Regions from separate parts of the Mus musculus genome. Here region 2 is linked to region 1. The links are chromatin loops, found by intact Hi-C in ENCODE. Cell type or tissue: left cerebral cortex. All regions are shown on one strand. Each heading gives the region's core, and the rest is flanking DNA. Links, peaks and the distances in the headings are about the cores only. Region 1 has its middle 17 kb from the start of Gm24258. Region 2 overlaps Dpysl2 (dihydropyrimidinase-like 2).

Region 1 (12,746 bases), core at 3,242-11,241:
AACCAGCTGTAAGGCATTTTCTCAATTACTGATCAAGTGGGGTGGGCTCCTTGTGGGTGATGTCATCCCTGCACTGGCAGTCCTGGGTTCTAAAGGAAAGCAAACTGAGCAAGCCAGGGGAGGCAAGCCAGTAAGTAACAACCCTCCATGGCCTCTGCATCAGCTCCTGCTTCCTGACCTGCTTGAGTTCCAGTCCTGACTTCCTTTAGTGATGAACAGTACTGTGGAGGTGTAGGCTGAATAAACCCTTTCCTCCCCAACAAAACATGATGTTTTGTGCAGGAATAGAAACCTCGAGTAAGACAGTCATATTGGATTCATCTCCTTTTTCTGCTTTTCCCTGTTAACTGTGTCTTTAACTAACCTGTTGATGACAGATGATGGAGCCTAGCTTGTTAGAGTCCACCATGTCCCAGGCTCTAAGCACCGTAACTCTGGTAACAGGATGGGAAGCCCAGAAGGCATAGCCATCCTTGCTCTTGCCCTCTATGAGTTCCAGCCATCCCAGAATTCAGAATGTCTTTACTCTGCAACAAAATACAGCTGCCAAAGAGGAGGGACAGCAGCGTCTCTGGCATCTCAGAGGATGGCACTTGTTTTCAGTGAGGTCAGATGTGGGCTCTCAGCAGCCTTAGCTTCCTGTCACTGTGAACTTTGTTTAATGTCTCAGCAGGACTAGGCTGAGTGGAAGCCTTCAAGGGGCATGCTCTCTGTTGTCCTGTGTGAGTTTCTGCAGGCTGGGCAGCCTGTCTCCTGCTTCTCCTGGAAGCTCGCCAGCAGGGGGAGCTGGCTCCATCAACTGCAGAACGGAAAGCAAGCATCAGCACATGGAGGAGCGGGCCAACCGGGCTGGACTTTTCTAGTTCAGCTCAGATCTTTTTGTGGTTTTGTTCATCAAAATGGAGATGAGCTTCTAAGAGTGACTGTTCAGTGTGATGCAAGTTGCCCTTATTCGTGAGATTTTCTGTGTAAATCCACTAAGTAAGAATGCCCTTTGTAGCCGGGTGGTGGCGTTTAATCCCAGCACTCAGAGGCAGACAAATTTCTTGGGTTCAAGGCCAGCTAGTGTACAGATAGAATTCCAAGACAGCTAGAGCTACACAAGGAAACCCTGTCTCGAAAAACCAACCAACCAAGACCCAAAATAACAACAATAACAACTCTTTTGGAAATATTTGTTCTTGTGTTACTATTACTGTCACTATTAATATTACTATTATGTGACCTGAGGTGGGGGGAGCTGAGTTTGGTCTTTTGTGGCCTGCTTTGTGTGTGTGTGTGTGTGTGTGTGTGTGTGTGTGTGTGTGGTGGTGGTGGTGGTGGTGGTGGTGGTGTGTGTCTGTATGTGTGTGTGTAGGTGCCTGTCTACATGTGGAAGTCAGAGTTCAAGCCTGGGCCATTCCTCATGACTTAGCCATTCTGGGTTTTGGCAGGGTCTCTCGCTGCTCTGAGTCTCACCAGTTAGGCTTGGTCAGCTTGCCAGTAAGCCCCAGGGATCCACTTGTCTGCCTCTCTGGAGCTGGGATTACAAACACACACCAGCACTTCTGTTTTCCTATTATTTGGGCTCCTGGGGGTGAACTCGGGTCCTTGTGCTTACGAGGCATGCAGGACCAACAGGACCATCTTCTCAGCCCCTGTGGGCTTACTATTTCCCAAGATCCCTTTTAGAGAATAAGTGGGTGTCTTAGTCAGGGTTTCTATTCCTGCACAAACATCATGACCAAGAAGCAAGTTGGGGAGGAAAGGGTTTATTCAGCTTACACTTTCACATTGCTGTTCATCACTAAAGGAAGTCAGGACTGAACTCAAGCAGGTCAGGAAGCAGGAGCTGAGGCAGAGGCCATGGAGGGATGTTCCTTACCAGCTTGCTTCCCCTGGCTTGCTCAGCTTGCTTTCTTATAGAACCCAAGACTACCAGCCAGGGATGGCACCACCCACAAGGGGCCCTCCCCCATTGATCACTAATTGAGAAAATGCCTTACAGCTGGATCTCATGGAGCCATTTCCCCAACTGGGCGCGGCTCCCAACAGAAGCTCCTTTCTCTGTGATAACTCCAGCCTGTGTCAAGTTGACACACAAAACCAGCCAGTACAGTAGGCCCCTACCACAGCCAGTTTTTACTCCGTTTTTGCAGCATCTTTGCCTGCCCCTGTGTCCTCGTCAGCCTTCCCACTTTAATGAGACTTTTATAGTAACTGCCTTCTTATTTCTGGATGGTGCTCCATCTGGGGCCTTGATGATCCTGAAAGACTGTTCTTCTCGGGGCCAGCTGCTCCCTAGAGACAATCCAAAAGGTTTGGATTTCAACTTTCAAACCAGTTGATCCAAAGTCCGTATCCCCATCACCCAGTGCCCCCTCACTGGTGGTTATCCAGCTCTGCCCTAATCATCACTAGGCCAGGCCCCAGGCAGCAGTGGACAAAGCTGCCAAGGCTTGCCAGTCCTCAGTGCGTGCTGCTTTTCCCACTTAACCACAGTAAAGCTCCCTGCCTCCATTTCTCTCTGCCTCCCGACCAGATGGCCCCCGGTGACATGCTGTGAGGGAAAACCCTTCTTCTCAACAGTCATTTCCTCTCAGTCACGCTTCCCAGGCCATGTTAAAACAAGTAACTTATGGCCTGTCCTCAGTTTGGGCCTTGGTAATTCCCGTAGCCTCCTGGTGGTTCCTGGCTCCTGGCCACCAGGACCCCACTTGTGAGCCAGAAGGCAAACCTGCTGCCTGACTCCTGGTTCTTTCTCTTTTCATTTTGTCGAATGCGGCTGAGAACCACACTGGCGGGCACAGCATCTTTGCTCAGGATGCTCGGTTCCCTGTCACCCCCAGGCAGGGTATCCAAGAGGATGGGCATAGTTTGATCATCGCTAGATCCTGATTTAAAACAAAACACCCCGGAGTTTAAAGTGAGAGGGTACCAGCACAAAACTGGAACCGTAACACAGAACGTCCAAGTCATTAGAAGAGCACCGTAATCTGACAAAAGTCAGAAAAGAGGGAGAGAAAAGTACAGTAAGAATCAAACATAAAAGAAAATTAGGAATGTGCTAACCACACCAGGAATCTCAATAAATGGAAGTGAGGTTAAATGTTTTCTTAAATGCCTCTCTGAAATCCAAGAGTATCTGGCTGTAGAAAAAGTCTACATCACACATGACAAGGTACCTCACATTATCATGCATCAGAATGTCACATGGTACCCCATAAGTATGTACCCTATAATTTATATTTGTCAGTTGATGGAAGCTCGGTGTGAAGCTCAGACGAAGAGTTCTTAACTACGTGGGCACAGCTTTGGGGTTTCCCCAGCGTGGCAAAGAAATAAATATAAAAAATTTAAATTGTATGAAAAGGATCTTTTAAGGAAATATTGTTCAGACCGGACAAAAATAGAATTCAAGATTAAAATTACAAGTTTTTTAAAAATCTATTTTTAAAACTATACCTCCTGGGGCCATGGAGATCTCTCAGTGGTTGGGACACAGGTTCTCTTCCAGAAGACCAGGGTTAGTATATTCCCCAGCACGCCCACTGTGCCTGTCATCTGTAACTCCCATTCCAGGGGATCTGATGCCCTCTCTGGCCTTGGGCACCCCTCCGTATGCACACGCATACATACACATAAATAAAAATAAATCTTTTTTTAAAAAAGAAATTGATCACCAGATATCAAAGAAAATCTCAATTCTAAAAATGCAGGATGATCACAACCAAATAACAGCAAGTAACAACGAATAATAATGACAATGTCCAGAGTAATTTATGAACAAGCCTATAAGAATTCGTAGTGTTTGCTTCTTGTAAAAAGAGTTGGAGGTAAACATGAAATTTTTATATTTAGCCACACGAATGAGAGATTGTCTTGATTTTTTTATTAGTGTATACTTTTGAGTTGTTTAAAGTAACAAGTATATAAAGCAACAAATGAATATGAAATAAAAGCTCCTACCAATTGACGGGGCAGGGGGACTTAAAATTGAATTACTTAGAAATAAAGTCACGACAGTTGTTACATATCAAAACCTCTGCTCAAGGGCAAAACAGTAGCCAGTGCACTTATATAGTCCGAAGCACACAGACTAGGGAAGAACAAAGCTGCCTAAAATGTAAACAGAGACCAATCCTGAGAAAAGATAAGGATAAGTAAGGATAGCATTGAAGGGAGACGAAACTGTTATTTTCTACTGCAGTAAACGTCCAAGAGAAGCTACTGAGCCAGTAATCCAGTGAGTAAGAATAAAACAGTGGGGTGCTCTTGCTCCTCCTGCTGGCGAGGATGTGTAGGGGAAAAGGCCCTTGCTTATGTTAAGAGGGCAGTAAATTGCTTTATCACAGAGAGCAGTCAGGCTCTGCAGGTTAGCCTGTTGTCCATGGACAAGTAGCCTCACCGATAGGTCCTCTAGAGCAAGACTTTCATAAGTGCTGTTAAGAAGAGTCTCCAGTCTCTGGATGGCCTGTCCTTCAGCTCTGTTCCATACTTTGTCTCCATATTTCCTCCTGTGAGTATTTTGTTCCCCCTTCTAAGAAGGACTGAAGCATCCACACTTTGGTCTTCCTTCTTCTTGGGCTTCATGTGGTCTGTGAATTGAAACTTGGATATTCTGAACTTTTGGGCAAATGTCCAGTTATCAGTGAGTGCATACCATGTGTGTTCTTTTGTGATTGGGTTACCTCACTCAGGATGATATTTTCAAGTTCTATCCATTTGCCTTCGAATTTCATGAAGTCAATGTTTTTAATAGCTGAGTAGTACTCCATTGTGTAAATGTATCACATTTTCTGTATCCATTCCTCTGTTGAGGGATATCTGGGTTGTTTCCAGCTTCTATTATAAATATGACTGCTATGAACATAGTGGAGCATGTGTCCTTATTACAAGTTGGAGCATCTTCTGGGTATATGCCCAGGAGAGGTATTGCTGGATCCTCCGGTAATACTATGTCCAATTATCTGAGGAACCACCAGACTGATTTCCAGAGTGGTTGTACCAGCTTGCAATCCCTCCAGCAATGGAGGAGTGTTCCACTTTCTCTACATCCTGGGGGTCCATCCCATATTCAGTCACCAAACCCAGACACTATTATGCTATTGTGGATGCCGGGAAGTGCTTGCTGATGGGAGCCTGATATGGCTGTCTCCCGAGAGTCTCTGCCAGAGCCTGACATACAGGGGTGGATGCTCGCAGCCAACCATTGGACCGATAGAGGAGTTGGAGAAGGGACTGAAGGAGCTAGGTGCAGGGGTTGGGGGATTTACAGCCCCATGCAGGGAGCAACAGTGTCAATCTGCCAGATCCCCTGGAGCTCCTGGGGACTGGACCACCAACCAACACATGGAGGTACCCATGGCTCTGGCTACATATGTGGCAGAGGATGGCCTTGTTGGACATCAGTGGGAGGAGCAGCCCTAGGTCTGAGGGAGTTGGATGCCCCAGTGTAGAGGAATGCCAGGGCAGGAAGGTGGGAGTGGGTGGGTGAGGGAGCACCCTCATAGAGGCAGGGGAGGAGGGATGGGATAGGGGGTTTCCAGAAGGGAGACCTGGAAAGGGGATAACATTTGAAATGTAAATAAGGAAAATATCTAATAAAAGAATATATATATACACACACACATATATGAAGAAGAGTCTCCATGGAAGCTGGGTGAGGCAAAGAATTGGCATGAGACCAACGGCATCTAGCTAGGGAGATGGCTCAGTGGGTTAATCACTTTCTGTGCAAGTGTGAAGACTTGAGTTTGGATCCCGGTACCCACACAAAGCAGGACACCACAGTGCTTCTGTAATTGAAGAACTCCCAAGGCAAGATGGTAGGCAGCCACAAGGGAATCCCTGGAAGTGTGTGGGCCAGCTAGGCACCAGCGAGCAAGCACTGTGTATCACACAGTGTGGAAAGTATGAACCAACCCCAAGCTGGTAAGTGATCCTCACACGTGCACTGTGACATATCACATGAAGTCACACACAAATATGCATGCACATACATACGCGAATGTGAGTGCACACATACACCCGGCAAAGGGGGGGGAGTGTACACAAACAGGAAGACACAGGTAACACTGAAAAGAAACTAGGCTGAGACGCACAGGGGCAGGAGGCACAGAGAAGAGCTTAGCAAGCAGTGGCCATCAGCAGAGAAAACTCTTGACTTGACAACCCTCAGCCAGAGGTTAGCAGGTAGGTCAACTCCCAGAGTCACCTATACTCTATACCTACCTATACAACCTATATAGGTATAATACTCTATACCTACCGCTGACCTCGGCCCAGGGAGATCTGTACTTGGCGAGTTGTGAGCCATGAGGACGGGGTCTCGGCTTGAACATATCTCAGCGCTGTGGTTGCTCTCCCACTGGAGTGTATACTCAGGATACACCCCACAGCTAGAACATGAACTACCCCAGGGGCTGCTTACAGTCAGGCTGTCCTGGAGCACAGACACCTGCTCAGCTCCCACACTGCAAAGCTACGTGTGGCCAGCAGAGGCCCCCAGTGTACAAAGAAGGCAAGCCATAAAGAGGAGGCGACTCCGGGAGCCATCAGATCTGCAGGGTAGTGGCTCAGTAGAGGCAATGACTGCAGAAAGGGCAAAGTGCACAGTTGGGCTGATGCTCCTCGCTAGTTTCTTCTTTCCTCTTCTCCCATTTTATTTTTAACTGTTTTTAGTAGTATTTTTACTTTATTGTGTCAAAACAATTAATACGTGGTTTTATTCTTTATGCCCTTTTATAGCTCAATCTTGTCAATTCACTTTTCTTTTCCAAGTTAAAAAAAAGATTCCCTTTTTTAAAAATTTTATTTTATGTGTGTAAGTGTTTTGCTTGCACTTATGTCTGTGTACCACATCCATGCCCATTGGCTGTGGAGGCCAGAAGAGGACATTTGGAGTTATAGATGGTTGTGAGCTGCCATGTTGAGAATTAAACCCAAGTCCTCTGGAAGAGCAGGAAATGGTCTCAACCATTGTGCCATCTCTCCAGCCCTCATGCAGTTTTTTCTTGTTACTGGACAAATTTTTTACCCCACTCCCAATTCTCAAAAAAGTTTATTTGAGTCCCCTGCTGCAATACTTACGGGCAGTTTCTCCCTCTCACACAGTTATAACTGCACAGAAAACTATGTGCAGAATAGAATCTTAGCTCCCCCCCCCCCGCCCGCCACAGCTGTTTTGACTTATCTTATTAGTTTCATTTTTTTTTAAAATCTAGCATTTAAAATTTTTATTCCTCTTCTTACATGGGTGTGATTTTGTTTTTTAAGCTTTCTAATTACTGGGAGATCTTATGCTAATCTGTTTTTATCATCTCTTACTCCTCGTTCTTGCTCTTCAAAGCATTCTGCTCTGCTTCGTTTCTCTCTTCCCTCTTTAACTTGCTCTCCTGTTGTCCTTCCTTCTTTCTACGTCTTTCCTTCCTCTCATTGACTGTCCCCGCATTTGCTCTAACTTTCTAACCTGACAGCTCATTCTGCATTGCGTTAGACATTTCCAGGCTTAGATCAGTTTTGGTCCTGCTTGGGGCTCTAACTGCTTTTCAGTCATTCTGTATGTTGCAGGGTTTGAGATCCTTGTTACAATAGTTTTCTTTCTTTGCTCTGAGCAGCGTTGGGGATTCAGCCCTCTAGACTAGACTGCTCACAGGAAGATTCCCCAAAAAAGCTGGAAGAGAGGTCCCACTAACAAAGTCACAGGACAGAAGCGTGTGGAAAAGCCAGGTAACATGACCCTTCAAAAGAGCCCAACTCTCCAGTCACTGAATTCAAAGCCACCAAGGTAGGCAAGAGACACAGGTTTCAGACGTTTACTTGTAAGACTGACCAGTGACTCCAGAGGATACAGACAACAGGTGGGCTGAATCCAGGACCCAGAGAAGACGGTCAGGCTCATGGAAGGAAATGTCAGCAAATGGACGAGAGAGTCAGTATGTATGCACTAGTTAGCAGCATGGCAGGAAAATTCAACAAAGAACATTAGAGTCTGAAAACAAAACAGAAGTGTTGGAAATGAAAATTTTGAAGGGGGAAAAAAACCAAAAAAACAAAACAAACCAACACAGTCACTCGTGGTAGACGAACATCCTGAACCAAGCAGAAGAAAGAACGTTAAGATGGAGAATGGAGGGCTGGAGAGACGGCTCAGCGTTTAAGAGCACTGATTGCTCTTCCAGAGGTCCTGTGTTCAATTCCCAGCAACCACATGGTCGCTCACAACCATCTGCAATGGGATCTGGTGCCCTCTTCTGGTTTGTCTGAAGACAGCTACAGTGTACTCATCCTCATAAAATAAATAAATAAATCTTTTTTTAAAAAAGAGATTTGAACATTTTATTTAAAAAAAAAAAAAAAATGGTGGATGGAGTTGAGGAAATTCGGAGTTCAAGTGTCAGCATCCGAAAAGAAGCTGAGCTGTGATGAAGCGATCAGAGACAGACCAGCCTACAGGAGCTGTGCTAAAACCAGGAGGCAGAGTCTGCTCAGTAAAGTCAGAGCGGCAACTTCCCGAACTAGACAAAGAGTGGACGCCCAAACGGTGGCATTTAGAGCCCAGACCAGAGAGCCTCTCCACGACCTACCAGGGTTCAGAATCCAGCATGCAAAGCAAAGACACATGTGAGGCGCTGCAAAGGAAACTGCCAACAAATCCTTGTAAACGCTAGGAAGGCAGTCCAGTGATGTGCCCAACCGGCAAAGCACCGTGGCCAGACCCAAGCCTCCCTAGGACCCACGGTAGGAGAAACCTGACATCAGAAAGTTAGCTTCCGGGCATGGTGCGCGCATGCGCATACACTGAGTCTGAGCGAGAATGCGCCTCTCCTTTCGCTTTATGGGTTCTAGAGCTCAAACTCAGGACATCAGGCAAAGTGACAGCACCCTTACCAGCTGAGTCTTCTTGCCAGCCTTGTTTTTCATGAACAGAACAGGGTCTCACTGTGTTGCCAAGGCTAGACTTGAACTTCTGAACACCACTGATCTTCCTGACTCCCCAGAGGTTGGGAATCTGGGCAAACACCCCTATGTCTGGCCTGTTGGTAACATCTCGCCTTAATAGTGTACATTGTTTTCCACTTATGGGCCAATATCGGCGCACCATCATTTGAGCTTCATAGTTTTACATTAGGTCCGTGCTGCGCTATGCCGGTTTGCTGGGTCTTGACAGATGTGTGACAACAATTGTTCATCATTACAGTGTCATACAGAGTTGTTTCCCTGCCCTAAAAACCCCTCCAGTGCACCTGCCGTGCCTACATCTCACCTCAAGGCCGTGCCACGCCCTGATGGTTTATTGTTCCAAGGTTTTGCCCTTCTGGACAGTCCCTGTGATAATAGACTCAGACATTGTAGGGTTTGTCCGTTCACTTCCCCTTTTTAGTGAAATAAATACACCCCCTGTAAGCATCTGTGTGCAGCTTTGTGTGTGGACATGGTTTCTAGCAGATGTATCTGAGTGTGACTCCTGAGTCGTGCTGGGTCGGACTGTTTAGTTTTGTACAGAGCTGCAGAGCTGTCTTCAGGCCAGTCTTCCTCAAAGCGAGCAGCAGAGGAGAGAGCTCCTGCCGCCCCACCCTTGCTTGTGACCGTCAGAACCTTGGATGTCAGCCATTCTAAGAGGTGTGTGTACCCTGGTCCCTGCGGTGGCTTCCATCTGTGCCTCCCTAGTGACGTGTGACGTCTCGCAGCTGCTCCCACGCACGTTTGCCATCTGCCACTCTTCATAAGACGTGCAGCCCAGGTGACAGCTGGGGGCTCCTGGCCCCTCAAAAGTCAGATAAGATTTATTAAATCCTGTATTCCAAGCCTGTGAAAGTGCTAATGCCGCCCAGAGAGAAATGAAGGCTAGGAGAAGCTTCTAGAAGTGGAGGCATTCACCACACTTACGGTTTCTGTGGAACACGTGAGTGCCTTCCAGTCGGCATCATGTGGTCTCCAGTAGGTGGGGCAGGTACTATTTATTACTATTATTCCTTGAAAAATGGAACTGCTGAGGTAAATCATTCCAGCTTGCAGAGGTGGCCGAGTGAGACATGAGCACTGGCCTCTTGTCACTCAGACAGACGGGCCTTAGGCTGGCAGAGTCCACCTCCTTGTGGAAAACTGCTGAAGCCAGTAAGTATTGCAACCACCATTTTGGTTTCCTTCCTTCCTTCCTTCCTTCCTTCCTTCCTTCCTTCCTTCCTTCCTTCCTTCCTTCCTTCCTTCCTTCCTCCCTCCCTCCCTCCCTCCCTCCCTTCCTTTTCTTTTTCTTCTTATTTTTAACATTTATTTGTTTATTCATTTTGTATGAGGAAAGGAGCCGTGAATGTTTGTGGAGGCCAGAGGACAACTTTTGAGAGTCAGCTCCCCTTCTGCCCTGTGGGTTCTAGGGAATCAAGCTCTGGCAAGCAGCCTTGGGGGGGGGGGGCACTGCCCTTGCCTGATGACCCTCAGCTGACATTGCCAGCTCCTCATTTTTATTTTTATTTTTGAGGCAAGATCTTGCCCGGGTCCTCCTCAAACTCTATTCTCCTGCCTCAGGCCACTGCCTGCTGGTGTTACAGGCTTAGGCCTCCACCCCTGGCTTGTGTCACGAAGGCCTTTAGCATGTCTAAGCTGCCCACACAATCAGGAAGTAGAAACTGAGTCTCACTGAATCTAGGAGCTTGGTTCCAGGCAGAGCTGGAGTCTGGGGCCTCCCCAGTCTCTCCTGGTGGAGCTCTGGAAAGATTCAGCATCTTGGCAGTTCAGGAAGGCTCGGCATCCATCACTGGCCATGTATGCTTGTCAGACACTGAGCCCCTGTAGAAAGCAGACTTTTAAAACTTCTCATGCTCTGACAACTCGCCTGAGTCCTTGATGCCCTCCCTGTGTGAGCCAGCTGCCATCAGATAATAAAGAACACCCTTGGGAGCGTGCCCTTCCCATACACACCAGCCATGCCTGACACTTCCTTTATGGGACTCTTACATTTGAGGGCACCATTCTTCCAGCCTAGCCACTCATAAGCAAGTGCCAAGCCTGCTGCATGCCTGTCTGCCTCTCCGTGTGTCCCTTCTGCCTCCCAGCCTACCTCCTGGCTACACCGCATGGCAGTGGGGGGCACCTTCTTGCTTGGTACTGTGAACAGCAGCCAGATCCCTGTCTGTTGACCCACTATGTTTTGCTTTTTTTTAATTACGTATTTTCCTCAATTACATTTCCAATGCTATCCCAAAAGTCCCCCACATCCTCCCCCTCCCACTCCCCTACCCACCCATTCCCATTTTTTGGCCCTGGCGTTCCCCTGTACTGGGGCATATAAAGTTTGCCTGTCCAATGGGCCTCTCATTCCAGTGATGGCCGACTAGGCCATCTTTTGATACATATGCAGCTAGAGTCAAGAGCTCCGGGGTACTGGTTAGTTCATAATGTTGCACCTACAGGGTTGCAGATCTCTTTAGCTCCTTGGATACTTTCTCTAGCTCCTCCATTGGGGGCCCTGTGATCCATCCAATAGTTGACTGTGAGCATCCACTTCTGTGTTTGCTAGGCCCCGGCCTAGTCTCACAAGAGACAGCTATATCACGGTCCTTGCAACAAACGTTTGCTAGTGTATGCAATGGTGTCATCATTTGGAGGCTAATTATGGGATGGATCCCTGGATATGGCAGTCTCTAGATGGTCCATCCTTTTGTCTCAGCTCCAAACTTTGTCTCTGTAACTCCTTCCATGGGTGATTGTTTCCAATTCTGAGAAGGGGCAAAGTGTCCACCCTTTGGTCTTTGTTCTTCATTTTCATGTGTTTTGCAAATTGTACCTTATATCTCGCTATACTAAGTTTCTGGGCTAATATCCACTTATCAGTGAGTACATATCATTTGAGTTCTTTTGTGATTGTGTTACCTCACTCAGGATGATGCCCTCCAGGTCCAACCATTTGCCTAGGAATTTCACAAATTCATTCTTTTTAATAGCTGAGTAGTACTCCATTGTGTAAATGTACCACATTTTTTGTATCCATTCCTCTGTTGAGGGGCATCTGGGTTCTTTCCAACTTCTGGCTATTATAAATAAGGCTGCTATGAACATAGTGGAGCATGTGTCCTTCTTACCGGTCAGGACATCTTCTGGATATATGCCCAGGAGAGGTATTGCGGGATCCTCCAGTAGTACTATGTCCAATTTTCTGAAGAAACACCAGACTGATTTCCAGAGTGGTTGTACAAGCTTGCAATCCCACCAACAATGGAGGAGTGTTTCTCTTTCTCCACATCCTCGCCAGCATCTGCTGTCACCTGAATTTTTGATCTTAGCCATTCTGACTGGTGTGAGATGGAATCTCAGGGTTGTTTTGATTTGCATTTCTCTGATGATTAAGGATGTTGAACATTTTTTCAGGTGCTTCTCAGCCATTCGGTATTCCTCGGGTGAGAATTCTTTGTTTAGCTCTGAGCCCCATCTTTTAAGGGGGTTATTTGATTTTCTGGAGTCCACCCTCTTGAGTTCTTTATATATATTGGATATTAGTCCCTTATCTGATTTAAGATAGGTAAAGATCCTTTCCCAATCTGTTGGTGGCCTTTTTGTCTTATTGACAGTGTCTTTTGCCTTACAGAAGCTTTGCAGTTTCATGAGGTCCCATTTGTCAATCCTCGATCTTACAGCACAAGCCATTGCTGTTCTATTCAGGAATTTTTCCCCTGTACCCATATCTTCGAGGCTTTTCCCCACTTTCTCATCTATAGGTTTCAGTGTCTCTGGTTTTATGTGAAGTTCCTTGATCCACTTAGATTTGACCT
Region 2 (12,746 bases), core at 2,979-10,978, 160 kb after region 1:
GGCCAAGAATAGAGTCACATGTGGTGGAAAGATGAGGAGTTAGGCTGTAGAAGTGACAGTTTCCAGTCAAATCTGTAAACCCAGCCCCCAAGCTGAGACCAGTCTCCCTGTGGCGGAGCCAGCCAAGATGGGGCCATTCTCTCTGTGGAGGAGCCCCTTCCAGCCTTTGTCAGGAAGTGTCTTTGGGGATTCTAGAATGTTGGGACTTCTCAGTGTGTGTGTTGTGGTGGGGGAACTTTTTTTTTTTTTCTGTACAGTTTTTTTTTTTTTTTTTTTTCTCAAAAGGTCTAACATGGTGGTGGAAGGTAGAAATCTTTGGGATACTTAGACTTCAAGTCTTTTACAAGAGGGACAACCCTATTTTGGGAAACAATATCTCATGGGAAGAAAACTGTACACACTGAACGCATAGCCCGCTTAGAGATCACATCGCCTCTTAGAGACCATGTCACCTCCTATCTGTCACCCTTCCTCTTCCTGTCACAGTGACAGGTCTTCACTAGCTGGCTTCTTTCTGTACTTGCTGACTTCTGTCATATTTCTTTCCAGATGTGTTTACAGGTCCCTGTAAGCAGTGTTAGGTCCATAGGCTTTTATGACTCCAGTCTGCAAGCAGTGTTAGGTTGACCTCATAGGCTTTTATGATTCCAGTCTGCTGGTATGAAGCAGAGCATCAAAAAAAATTCGTGATTCCTTGAGTGTCCACACGTTTTGTCTTTGGGGGTTAAGGGTTGGGATTTTGGGTTTGTTGTTAATTTTGTTGTTTTAAAGGTAAATTGCACTTTTAAAAATTGGTTGACTTAATATATTTGCTCTTTTTTTTTTTTTACCTGCACTTAGAGAGGAAATTTGAACACCAGAAACCACTTTTTTTTTCTCCCTGTTTATTTGTTTGGATTCTGAGAAACTTGCAGCTCTTCACCATTTACTCCTGATGTTTCTTGTATGGGGCCGTGGCCCTTTTGGTTGTTTTTGGTCATTTTCTTAAAAACACAACACAACACAATACAACACAACAGTTTTAAACCTGAAGATTTCCGCAGTCCGTGTAAGCATGTTTACCCGTTGGCTCGCTTTCTGTGTCTGTTAAATGAATGTCATATGTAAATGCTAAACTAAGTCAACAGTGTCTCAGAACTGAATAACTGCAGTGACTTGATGCTCTAAATCATTGTAGGATTTACCGCTAGATGGTTTTGAACCCTTGAACCTGTGATTGTGACCCATGAGGGGGGACCTTTCAGTGCTAAAGCTGATCATGTGTGTAGCCAGAAAGGTACTTTTTTTCTTTTAATTTTTGTTTTATTTTTTGTAACCACTGTCTTAATGGCAAAATAATTATGGTAAAATACAAGTCTCGTGTTTATTATTCCTTAAGAAGTCTGTGTTATATTACCACGGAACACCCAATAAAGCAAAATGTGGTTGTTTCAGAGGTGTGTCTGTATTGAGACTCCCACAGTGTGTCGGCCTCTCCTCTGACGTGATGCATGGGGAAGCCCTGGCCTGGCTTAGCCTTGGGCTTGGTCCAGCCCATGAGTGCTCACCCCCATGCTCATCCCAGGTTCCTGTGAGTATCCTGGCTACAGGATGAATTCTCAACCCATGTAGTGCCATTCCTGGGGGATGAGGACCACGGAGGCTGAGGATCATCAGTGTCTTAAAACCCCATCCCGGAAAGGCAGTGAGCATCCCGGAGTGCCAAGCCAAATTTGAACCTGGGGTTCAAGTGGGGCCACAGAAGGCGAGGTGGGGTTTTAGTCGAGGTGCTGGGCTTGCTTCTCATGTGTTTACTCTGGGAAATCTTCTCACTACATGGGTGCAGGGGAGAAAGAGATTGCCTAGAGTGTCCCGACACCTCAGTGGAGGTGCTGTCGAAACCAGGACCAAGGCCTAGGCTTCCATCATCAGCTCAGGATGGAGGATGCTGGTGGGGGTGAGAGTCAGGCTGGGTTTCTGGGTATCAGTTTGCACAGTTCCTTGCTTTGAGTGCTGTTGGTTCTGAATGAAGAAGATGTGTGCTTTGGGCATCTTGTGCCTATCATATGTTAGGGATGGTTTACCCCCACCCCACAACATCCTATCATTATTATCACTATTTATTATTGTCTAAACTGTATATGAGGCAACACACAGAATTACACAGGCCCAGCCTGGTGATTCACAGGGGCAAATGCCAAGCATTCCGGAGGGCGAGGAGAGACTGGGTGACATAATGAGATCATCCCTTAAAAAAGAAAAGAAAAGAAAAGAAAAGAAAAGAAAAGAAAAGAAAAGAAAAAGATGACGTCATCCTTAAGGCAAGAAGACAGGAAAGCAGGAGGCCCCAAGTGGCTTAGACCAAGAGATAGCTGCTTGGATCCTTCACACACTCGGCATGACCTATGATGGCTAGTTACAACATTGAGCCTGGTTAAGGGTGAAATAAAAGAGAGTCTGCTTCCAGAAGGAAAGGCCTGGCTTCTTCTAGGAGCCATAAAGTAGAGTGTGGGGGGTGGCTTTGTGGTCAGGCATGTGGGAAGGGGGAGCATCAACTCTTCTTCAACCACGAGGAACCCACGTGAGAACAATGACGACCTCGCATTCATCCCATCATTCCCCAGACGCCCTCCACACAAAGAAGGGCCTGTGCACCTTGTAACTTTCAAGTCCACAGTCTACTCAACCCCTTGGGGGTCAGGTTTTGCAGGATAGACCCCAGAGAGGCCCATGCAGGCCCTGGGAGGTGGTTCTTCTTGAGCAGGGACTTAAAGCGATCCAGGTATCCCAGCTTGAAGTCCATGCTCTGGATGATAGCATCTCATCAACTGTCGGCCACTCCTCTTGAATGGCAAGAGATAAGCTAGAGGAGGGATTTTCCACCATACCTGAAGGTGGCCCAGGTAGCTGGTGGCATGGTTAAGTCCAGTCAGCCATGTCACTGTTGGTATGCTTTAGTCTAGACACATGCATGAAAGCCCAAAGAGGCCAGAAGGGAAATGCTAGGACATATCTAAGTCATGCCAGCTTGGAGGATGTGCTCAAGCCTCACACTGCCCTGAGCAGAAGGCTCCATCCTCAGGCAAGCAAGGTTCTGTAGCCTGCATTCTCTTAGCAGAGCACAGCTGTCTCTTCTCCCATCAGCTGGCATGGGGATCCACTCCACGACGCTACTGAGCAGGAGTGGATTGAGAAAACCTAGCTCTCAGTATGGGACCTGGCAATGGTCTCTGGGTTCATTCCCCAGCTTTCCTCACTCTTTGGTGAACCACAAGCCAGGAAAGAAGTGTGGATGGAGCAGAGCGGTACAAAGGGACACCAGGAGACTGCCAGCAACAGTGTCCCCCATGTCTTTCCAAAGAACTAAACATCAAGAAATGATTTGTAATCACCCAAGGTCTAGATTGGTAGATTGTAGAAGCTGTTGAAGATTGGAGGAGGTTGTTGGAGATGGCATCCTCTGTTTCCAAACAATCTGTTGGTTAAAGGCACAGGGCTGACAGCTAACATTCATTATGACACACCAGGTGCTGTGCTATGTAAGACCTCTGTGCCCCTTAACTGAGCTCATCTTTGCAAAAAGTCATGAAGTAGGTGACATTGGGCTGGCAAATAGATAAGGGAGTGTACAGCTCAGAGTCAAGTCAGTGTCCCAGAAATAAATAAATAAATAAATATATATACACATATACACACACACACACACACACACACACACATATATATATATATATACACACACACACACACACATATATATATACACACATATATATGGAATATATACATATATATGTATATACAATACACATTTATGTAATATAATGTATAACTATTACTAATAATATATTTGCACAATATATTATAATAATATATAATTATTAATAATATATAATATTATGTGTATTTGTAATTTAATATTGCAAAACATGCCCAAGAAGACCAGAAGAAGGTATCAGATCCCCTGGAGTTGTAGTGACAGTTGATTGTGAGCCATCATGCAGGAGGTACTGGGAATTGAACCTGGGTTCTCTGCAAGAACAGCAAGTTCTCTTAACCACATAACCACCGAGCCATCCCTCCACTCTTCAAATATATTTGCTTTTTGGAAGCACTGTTTCCCTAGGTCTCTCAGCCTAGCCTTGAACTCATGATTCTTCTTCTTCAGTCTCCTGAATGCTGAAATTATAAGCACACGCCATTCCACCCAATCCAGAAAATCTAAATGGAGAAAAGAAAAAACGAAAACAGCAAACTGGACTTTCTCGATGTAAAGCCTTATAAATGATCAATTAAGAGAGACAGCAATATAAATAAAGTAGTCAATGGAAAGGAAAGAAGAATTCAAAATGGATCCATAATAGATACAGAAAACACACCCCTCTCTGGCTAACTGTCTGAGAAGCACTTAAAGAGGGGAAGGCTGCATTGCTTAATGCATAAAGCAAGCAACAGGTGTATATCCAATTGCTGTCATCCACGATCTCTTATGAGAATGCTCCTGCTCAGAAGGGTGGGGGCCAGAGGGTGGAGAGCACCAGGGAAACAGACTGTGCAGGTCATCCAGCGTGAGGAAAACATGGGCAAGCACAGAGTGTGTGGGATGACCACACCATACATATTCATACATATGTAGACGCTAGTCAGGAGTCCAGACAGTGTGTACTACACTCAAAAATCCAGGGTAATGGTAACCTAGGAGATGATGAGAGTTGTCAGGAAAGTAGTATTTTGAAGATGTTCAGTTTTACAAAGAAGCTTTGGGAAAAGCGTGATGGGATGGTAGAAAAAAAAAAACGATGTGTATATATACACAAGTTACACGCAATTAATTCCTACAAGGACCTCGGGCTGTAGGTAAAATAATGTCTACGAGAATCCTTTGCAAAAATAATATTTGAAAAGGGCAAAGTGACCTAGATACTAAATGTCTTGTTAGTTGGTTAAGCTTTAGTGCCAGGATAAGGCTAGGGCCCACAGGATGACAGATGAGGAGAGCCCTGAGCAACTGAAAGGGACTGGTGCCCACTGAGTGACAAAAGGGGGAAGCCCTGAGCACCAGAAGAGGGCTGGTGCCCACTGAGTGACAGACAAGGAGAGCCCTGAGCACCAGGAGAGGGATGGTGCCTACAGGAGATGACAGATGATGGGAGCCCTGAGCACCAGGGCTTCACTAATGCTGGAGGAAGCCCAGCTTTGGCTCAAGGCTACACATAGTCTGAAGGCTCATGAGAGGAACACTGTAAGGGCTGGGGAAGACCAAGGGCCAGGGTTTATAAAGTCTTATGATTAAATAATACATGACAGGTTTGTGTGATTAACTTTGACTGTTAAGCCTCATTGCTTTTACAGATACAGAAACTAGCTTTGTCCTAACAAACCCATCGTTCCACACAGGACCTCCAGCCATCTTGACTTGTTCAGTAGGAAGAGAGAAGACAGCTCTATAGTACACCAGCCATGACCTTGTCCATGGCCGATTAGGGTTTGGTTCACTGCTATGTATTCAAATGCTAAATCCTGTATCCCAAGATCTGGTGGCCTCAAGATGAGCAGATTCTCAGGTACACAGCCTTGGTTGTGTAAAGCTTACCTGCAATGACCTCTAATTGGCTAATAAAAGTTGCTGACAGCCTGTAGCTAGGCAGATGGGGCAAAGGTTCCCAGGGTTGGGGTCTCATGTAGGGACCACAAGGGGAGAGAAGGGGACAGGAAGAAGAAAGTCAACATGGGGTAATATGGGCCATCTGGTTGTGAGGGATGGCCCGACGAAGCAAGAGCAGCACAAACAGAACAGATGAAAGTGTTCATGGGGACTTTGTCAGGGAATCAGACAAGGTAGCTTATAGGGTTAATACCTGCCCAGCTGTAAAGCTATAAGGCTGGTTATAAATCGAAAAGGTCAGGTCGCCACAACCATCTTCCAGTAACTCACCAAAATGACGAACACAAAGGGAAAGAGGAGAGGCACCCGGTACATGTTCTCTAGGCCTTTTAGGAAACATGGCGTTGTTCCTTTGGCCACATACATGCGAATCTACAAGAAGGATGATATTGTAGACATCAGGGGAATAGGCACTGTTCAAAAAGGAATGCCCCATAAGTGCTACCACGGCAAAACCGGAAGAGTTTACAATGTCACCCAGCATGCCGTGGGCATCATTGTCAACAAGCAAGTTAAGGGCAAAATTCTGGCCAAGAGGATCAATGTGCGGATTGAGCACATCGAGCACTCAAAGAGCAGAGGCAGCTTCCTGAAGCGGGTGAAGGAGAACGACCAGAAGAAATAGGAAGCCAAAGAGAAGGGCACCTGGGTGCAGCTGAAGCGCCAGCCTGCGCCACCCAGAGAAGCACACTTTGTGAGGACTAACAGAAAAGAGCCTGAGCTGTTGGAGCCCATTCCATATGAATTCATGGCCTAATGTACACAAAGACATAAAGTACCAGTACCAGGAAAAAAAATAAATCGAAAAGGTCTCCGAGTCTTTATTTGGAAAACAGCTGGTTAGAGAATAACTGCTACCATAATGATAAGTTGTATTTATTTTATATATGTGAATACACCTTGGTTGCTTTCAGACACACCAGAAGAGGGTATTGGATCCCATGACAGATGGTTGTGAGCCGCCATGTGGTTTCTGGAGTTGAACTCAGGACCTCTGGAAGAGCAGCCAGTGCTCTTAACTCCTGAGCCATCTCTTCAGCCCATTTCCTGTATTAATATATACATAATTTTAGTCATCATTTTACAAGGATCATATCACACACACACACACACACACACACACACACAACTGAATGTGCTCTGGATGCACTCAAAATCTTTGTTTACTTTATACTTCTTCTAAGTGGACCCCAGATGTAGTGTCTGGTTTTCTTCTCTTTTCCTCTTTCTCTCTTTCTCTTTCTCTTTCTCTCTCTCTCTCTCTCTCTCTCTCTCTCTCTCTCTCTCTCTCTCTCTCTCTCTCTCTCCCTCCCTCCCTCCCTCTCCCTCTCCCTCCCCCTCCCCCTCCCCTCCCCCCTTTTCTCTCTCTCTCTTCCCCTGTGTCTCTGTCTCTGTGTGTATGTGTGCTTACTTGTGTGCACATGTGTGCATGAGCTCAGAAGCCAATCTTGGGTATTGTCTTAGTTAGAGTTTTACTGCTGTGAACAGACACCGTGACCACAGCAAGTCTTATAAAAAAACCAACATTTAGTTGGGGCTGGCTTACAGGTTCAGAGGTTCAGTCCATTACCATCAAGGTGGGAGCATGGCAGCACCCAGGCAGGCATGGTGCAGGAGGAGCTGAGAGTTCTACATCTTCATCCAAAGGCTGCTAGTGGAAGACTGACTTCCAGGCAACTAGGGTGAGGATCTTATGCCCACACTCACAGTGACACACCTATTCCAACAAGGCCACACCTTCAAATGGTGCCACTCCCTGGTCCAAGAATATACAAACCATGACAGGTATCATTCCTCAGAATGTCATCTATCCTTTTTCCTCCCACTTTGAGAGAGGATGTCCCATTGGCTGGGAGCCCTCTGATTAAGCTATGTTTGCTAGGTTGTCCAGCCAGCCCTGAGGAGCCTCCTGTCTTGGTCTCCTCAGCACCAGAATCACAAGGCTTTTTACACAGGTTCTGGGTACTGAACTCAAGCCCGGATGCTTAGACAACAAGCACTTTAGTGACTAAGCCATCTCCCAAGCCTTCCCTTTCTGAGGGTCATCTTGCTTGGCCTTTCCTGTCACTCCATAGATGCCTTTGTCACCCATCTGGAGATGTCTAGGGGAGAAAGGGCTGCTCTTCCTCACCACTCTGTGATGTTGTGCACCCTCTGCTGGGCTGGGAAGAGATGCATCTTTCCTCTTATGTATTAAAATCGGTAATGAGGAGGCTGGGGATGTAGTCCTGGGTGGCTTCATCAAAAGTAGGGACAGGAAGAGAAGGTCAAGCCCTCCGTGGAGCGTAGTGTTCCATCTCACTGGTGGGAAGGAAGACTTCTTTATCCCTCCTACTCACACCTTCCATTCTATGATCTCCAGCCGCATTAGCCACCCATAGCTTTCTTTCCCTGTACCCACAGGATCAAGTGATAGGCGTTTTAACTTTCTGTACAGGTCTCATAATTTTCTCCAACCTAAGCCTTCCCCATGGTCCTGAAGGACTGCCCTGACTATAGCATCTGTGCTGGTTGAATAGGTTTGGACCCCATACACTCATGTGTTTGAATACTTGGCCCACAGGGAGTGGCACTATTAGGAGGTATGGCCTTGTTGGAGTAGGTGTGGTCTTGTTGGAGGATGTGTGTCACTGTGGGGATGGGCTTTGAGGTTTCCTATGCTCAAGCTCCACCTAATGTGGGATCCAGTCTCCTCACGACTCCCTTCAGATCTAGGGGTAGAACTCTTGGCTCCTCCAGCATCATGTCTGCCTGCAAGCTGCCATGCTTCCCATCAGGATAATAATGGACTGAACCTCTGGAACTGAAAGCCAGCTCCAATGAAATGCTTTCCTTTATAAGAGTTGTCTTGGTCATAGTGTCTTTCCACAGCAGTAAAACCCTAATTAAGATAGTGTGTATGAGTGTGTGTATGTGTGTGTGTGTGTGTGTGTGTGTGTGTGTGTGTGTGTGTGTGAGTGAACTAGATCTTACCTTCAGTGAGCTATGGACTTTCTAACAGGTCACGTGATGGTCAATCTCATAGTCAACTTGAGAGGATTTGGAATCATCTAGAAGACATACCCCAGGGGCTCTCTTTGCAGGCATTTATTTCCCTGGAGATCTATTTGAAGTGAGATTACTCATGCTCAACTGTGAATGACAATGATCCTGTGAACTGGAAGCTCAGACTATAGGGAAAAGGGGGAGAAAAAGAAGAAAGACAACTGGGCACCAGAGTTTATTGCTCTGTTTCCTGGCTGCAAGCACCATATGACCAGCTGCCTCCTGTCATCATGCCCTCCTTCCCTGTCACCACAGACTGTACCCTCAAACCATAAGCCCCAATAAACTCCCTTTTCCCCCTTAAATTGATTTTCTCAGGTGTTCTCGTACAGAAACATCACTAATAAAGTCTCCTTCCGATACCACCACCTTTGTACAACAACTGCTAGGGACAGTCACCATGCCAGAAAATGTGGATTGGTGCTGCCTACTTTTAGCCTGGGTCTTCCTAGATCATATAACATGATAAAGATAATTCTTTGTAGGCATGGCCAGAGGGCACAATCGGCAGGATAATTCTAGATTCTGTGTGGTTGATAGCCATCACTAAATATCAGAGATAGGGTAGAACAAAACTAGTGAAGGGAACTCTTAGCGTGAGTCCACTTTTTCTAAATTGCAGTTAGTCTAAATGTATCCACGTTTTCTCAGTTGCTTTTGCCAGGTTATTTTATCACAAAGAAACAACACACTATCTTCTGCCTAGGTAAAAGGTATCTTTTGGCAACTTAATGCTTTGGCTCATGCCTTGAGAAGTGGCCCAACCAGGAGATGATATATGTATCCTCTTCCTATTTTGTAGGTGTTTTGCTTTAACAAATAGAGAGATCCATCTTAAATGATGAGCAAAGGTCACGTTCAATGTCATTTGCTAGCTCAAGAGCTTGGCAGGATGAAGACAATGCCTTGAATTTAGAGGAGAGGGGAGAGGCTTGGTTTAGAGACTTCAGGAGAAAAACAAGAAAAGTCTCAACTGATGGAATCACACCTGAGAGAAAGATGAAGGGTGAGATATGGGTGTTATCGCCTGCTGACCAGTGAGGTGAGTTATTCCTTGTGGTAGACTGAGAGCTCTGAGACCCTGGAGCCAGTTACACATCTCTGTGGATTTCAACCCCAGAGTATCTGCTTGCAATACCGTCCTCTATTCCTCCATTTGTCTTAGTGGCTAATGATCATTTTCTCCTATATACTACATCCCGACCAAAATTTCCCCTCCCTCCTCTCCTCCCAGCCTCCCCTGACTTTCCCCACCCCCAGATCCACCCCCCCTCCTCTGTTTCTTTAAAAAAAGAAAGAGCAAGCCTCCTCCTAGGGATATCAACCAAACATGGTGTAACAAGTTACAATAAGACCAGACACAAACCCTCATGTCAAGACTGGGCAAGATAAACCAATAGAAAGAAAAGGGTCCCAAGACCAGGCAATAGTCAGAGGCACCCTGCTCACACTGTTAGGAGTCCTCCAAGGACACCGAACTATACATGCATGTAGAGGGCCTAGCTCAGATCCAGGCAGGCTCTGTGGTTGTGGCTTCAGTCTCTGTGAGCCTCTATGAGTCCTGCTTAGTTGACTCTGTGGACTGTGTTCTCCTAGTGTCCTTGGCCCCTCTGGCTTCTACAATCCTTCCTCCCTCCCCTTCTGTGGAGTTCCCTTGGCTTTGCCTAGTGTTTGGCTTTGGGTCTCTGTATCTGCTACCATCAGTTGTAGCTAATGATTACATGAGTACTAATAATGTCAACATGGCGAAGAAAGGCAGGTAGTGTGATCTCTAAATATGGGTTTGGAAACAGCCTAAATAAGAGTCAAGCCTTCCAAAAGCTTTTTAAAAAATATTTTTATTTTATGTGTATGTGTGAGTGCCTGCATGTATGTATAAACACTCCATGTGTGCTGGTGCCCAGAGAGGTCAGAAGATGATGTCAGCATTGAAATTACAAGTGGCTATAAGCCACTCAATGTGGGTGCTGGCAGCTGAATCCAGGCTTTCTATAAAGGCAATGAAGACTAGTAACTGCTGAGCCATTTCTCTAACTCGAGTCTTATGTTCCCAGTAAATGACAAAGTTTGAAATGCATGGGTTCCGCCTTGGACATTTTTTTTTTTTTTGCTAAAGTCACTGTGTGTCATTGTTTGAGTGATATTATTAGGAGTCATGGCCTTATTGGAGTAAGTGTGGCCTTGTTTGAGAAAGTGTCACTGTAGGGGTGGGCTCTGAGACACTTCTTCTAGCTTCTAGTCTTCCCCAAGCAGCCTTCAGATGAAGATGTAGAACTCTCAGTTCCTCCTGCACCATGCCTGCCTGGATGCTGTCATGTTCCTGCCTTGATGATACTGGACTGAACCTGTAAGCCAGCCCCAATTAAACGCTGTCCTTTATAAGAGTTCCCTTGGTCCTGGTGTCAATCACAACAATGGAAACCCTAACGGAGACAGTGTGGATGGGCATGGGCTCTGTGGCAGTGCATGGATGTGCAAACCCAAGAGGCTAGAGTGGGCCACTCGCTATACTATGCCAGTGAAAGAGATGTGTAATGGAAGAAGCCAGGTTAGGAGATCTATTGCTGTGGTCACTGTGGGAAGAGGAACGCATCTAGAAGTTCAGCGTTGCCCCAAGTCTCTCATGAAGGTTCTTGAGGTTTAAACTTAGAAGAAGAATTGGGGGAAGGGGCAAGAGGTGTGTATGGTCACCGTCATGCATTGTCTGCCTGGCCACTGTTCCAGTTCAGGTTCTTCAGAATGGTTGAAAGGAGTCCTGATATTTATCATCACGTAGGGGGATCAGTCTGGCTCTTAGGAGATGTTTATTTCAGGATGCAGGCTTGCTCTACTTGATGGTTGTTCTCTGGGAAGTTGTAAGGAGCAGTCTGTCCTGAGAGGTTCAAGGTGACTGAACGTTTAGGATAATAACTGACCCCTGTTTTCAGACTGGAAGGGGGGTGAAGTGAGGCTAGACAGACAGTCCTTAAGTGATTGACATATCCATGTGCAGAGCTATACAGGTAGCCCGAGAGTAGAGGAGTCAGACACTGGATTGCACCCCGCATTTGGTTACCTGATGAGGAGTCAATGCTTTGTAGCAAAAACCGGTCTATGTTCTTGCTCACTGCTAGCCTAGCTCTGAGCTGAGGGTGCAGGATGCTCACGGAAGCTCTCAGCTTTGCCTTCTGAAGGGCGGCGGCCATGTGAGGTCCAGATGAGTTGGCTTATAAAATGTTCCAGGACGCATGCCAGACATAGGAAGTTTCCAGGGGATATCATTAGCCTTTGCTCTCCAGGTCTAGTGGGTGTTTAGCAGTCACATGATCTCATTCTATTTTATATGTGACTATCAGATCCTTGAGGACAGAAACACGTTTTATTCCTTGCCCGAAAGCACTTAACAGTTTCTTCCACTAACAGGTGCTAAGTGTCCAGGGGTTTACCTTATAAAACAGTGTGCTATCGAAAAACAGAAATACTGGCACTTCCCGGGTTTCCAGAATGAGCATCTTAGCCCTCAAGGTCATCCGGAGAACAACAGCCCTTTGCCTGGTGCCTTTAATTTCACTTTCACAGAGACCTGGTGGACAGAAGTGAGAGGTGTTGATTAGGGAATTCAGAACGAATGGCCCTTGGCTGTGCAGTGTGTGCCATTTGCCTGTAGATGGCGGCATTGCACGAGCCTGAGAGGAAGACAGCCAGCGCGCATGAGATTTCCGCTGCTCTGGGGCCAGCAGCTCCTAGCTGTGGGATCAAACAAACAAACAAACAAACAAAACAAACCACCACCACCAACAAAACAAAACAAAAAACTGGCGTTCAGGGACCTTGTTTGATCCAGAACTGGGTTGTACAGCTAAGAAGTCATCGAATGCATCAAGCCGTTTGGCTCAGAGTCTCAACTTGTTCTCTTAACAGGATGCATGCAATGCTACTAAGAATTTAAATGTAGGTGGGAAGGGGGGATTGGGATGGAGCCAAGAAAGGGAACAACATGATCAAAAATATATGGTTAAAAAAATTGTTAAGTGGCAAAAATGGTTAAGAACTGGTGATGTCCTGTGGCCACATATTC

Evidence for each region. Peaks named below come from ENCODE experiments on the same cell type or tissue, not always from the same donor. Only the 100,000 strongest peaks of a DNase experiment are listed, where the experiment ranks them.
Region 2: it touches region 1 in a loop (7-fold over the local background); 7 of 42 quality-filtered maps call a loop at or near these places.

What each region holds. Positions count from the first base shown.
Region 1 is chr14:66,947,045-66,959,790 of GRCm38, reverse strand. No RefSeq gene overlaps it. Among named protein-coding and RNA genes, the nearest start is that of Gm24258, 17 kb to the left of the region's middle. In left cerebral cortex, for the core only: CTCF peaks have their summits at 4,262 (motif pointing left), 6,473 (motif pointing right) and 8,230 (motif pointing left); DNase peaks (open chromatin) are centred at 6,474 and 9,604.
Region 2 is chr14:66,791,551-66,804,296 of GRCm38, reverse strand. It overlaps Dpysl2 (dihydropyrimidinase-like 2), which reads left to right. Exons shown (of 14, transcript NM_001378767.1): 14 at 1-1,433. It also overlaps the pseudogene Gm9130. Among named protein-coding and RNA genes, the nearest start is that of Gm5464, 71 kb to the left of the region's middle. In left cerebral cortex, for the core only: a CTCF peak has its summit at 7,804 (motif pointing left); a DNase peak (open chromatin) is centred at 7,792.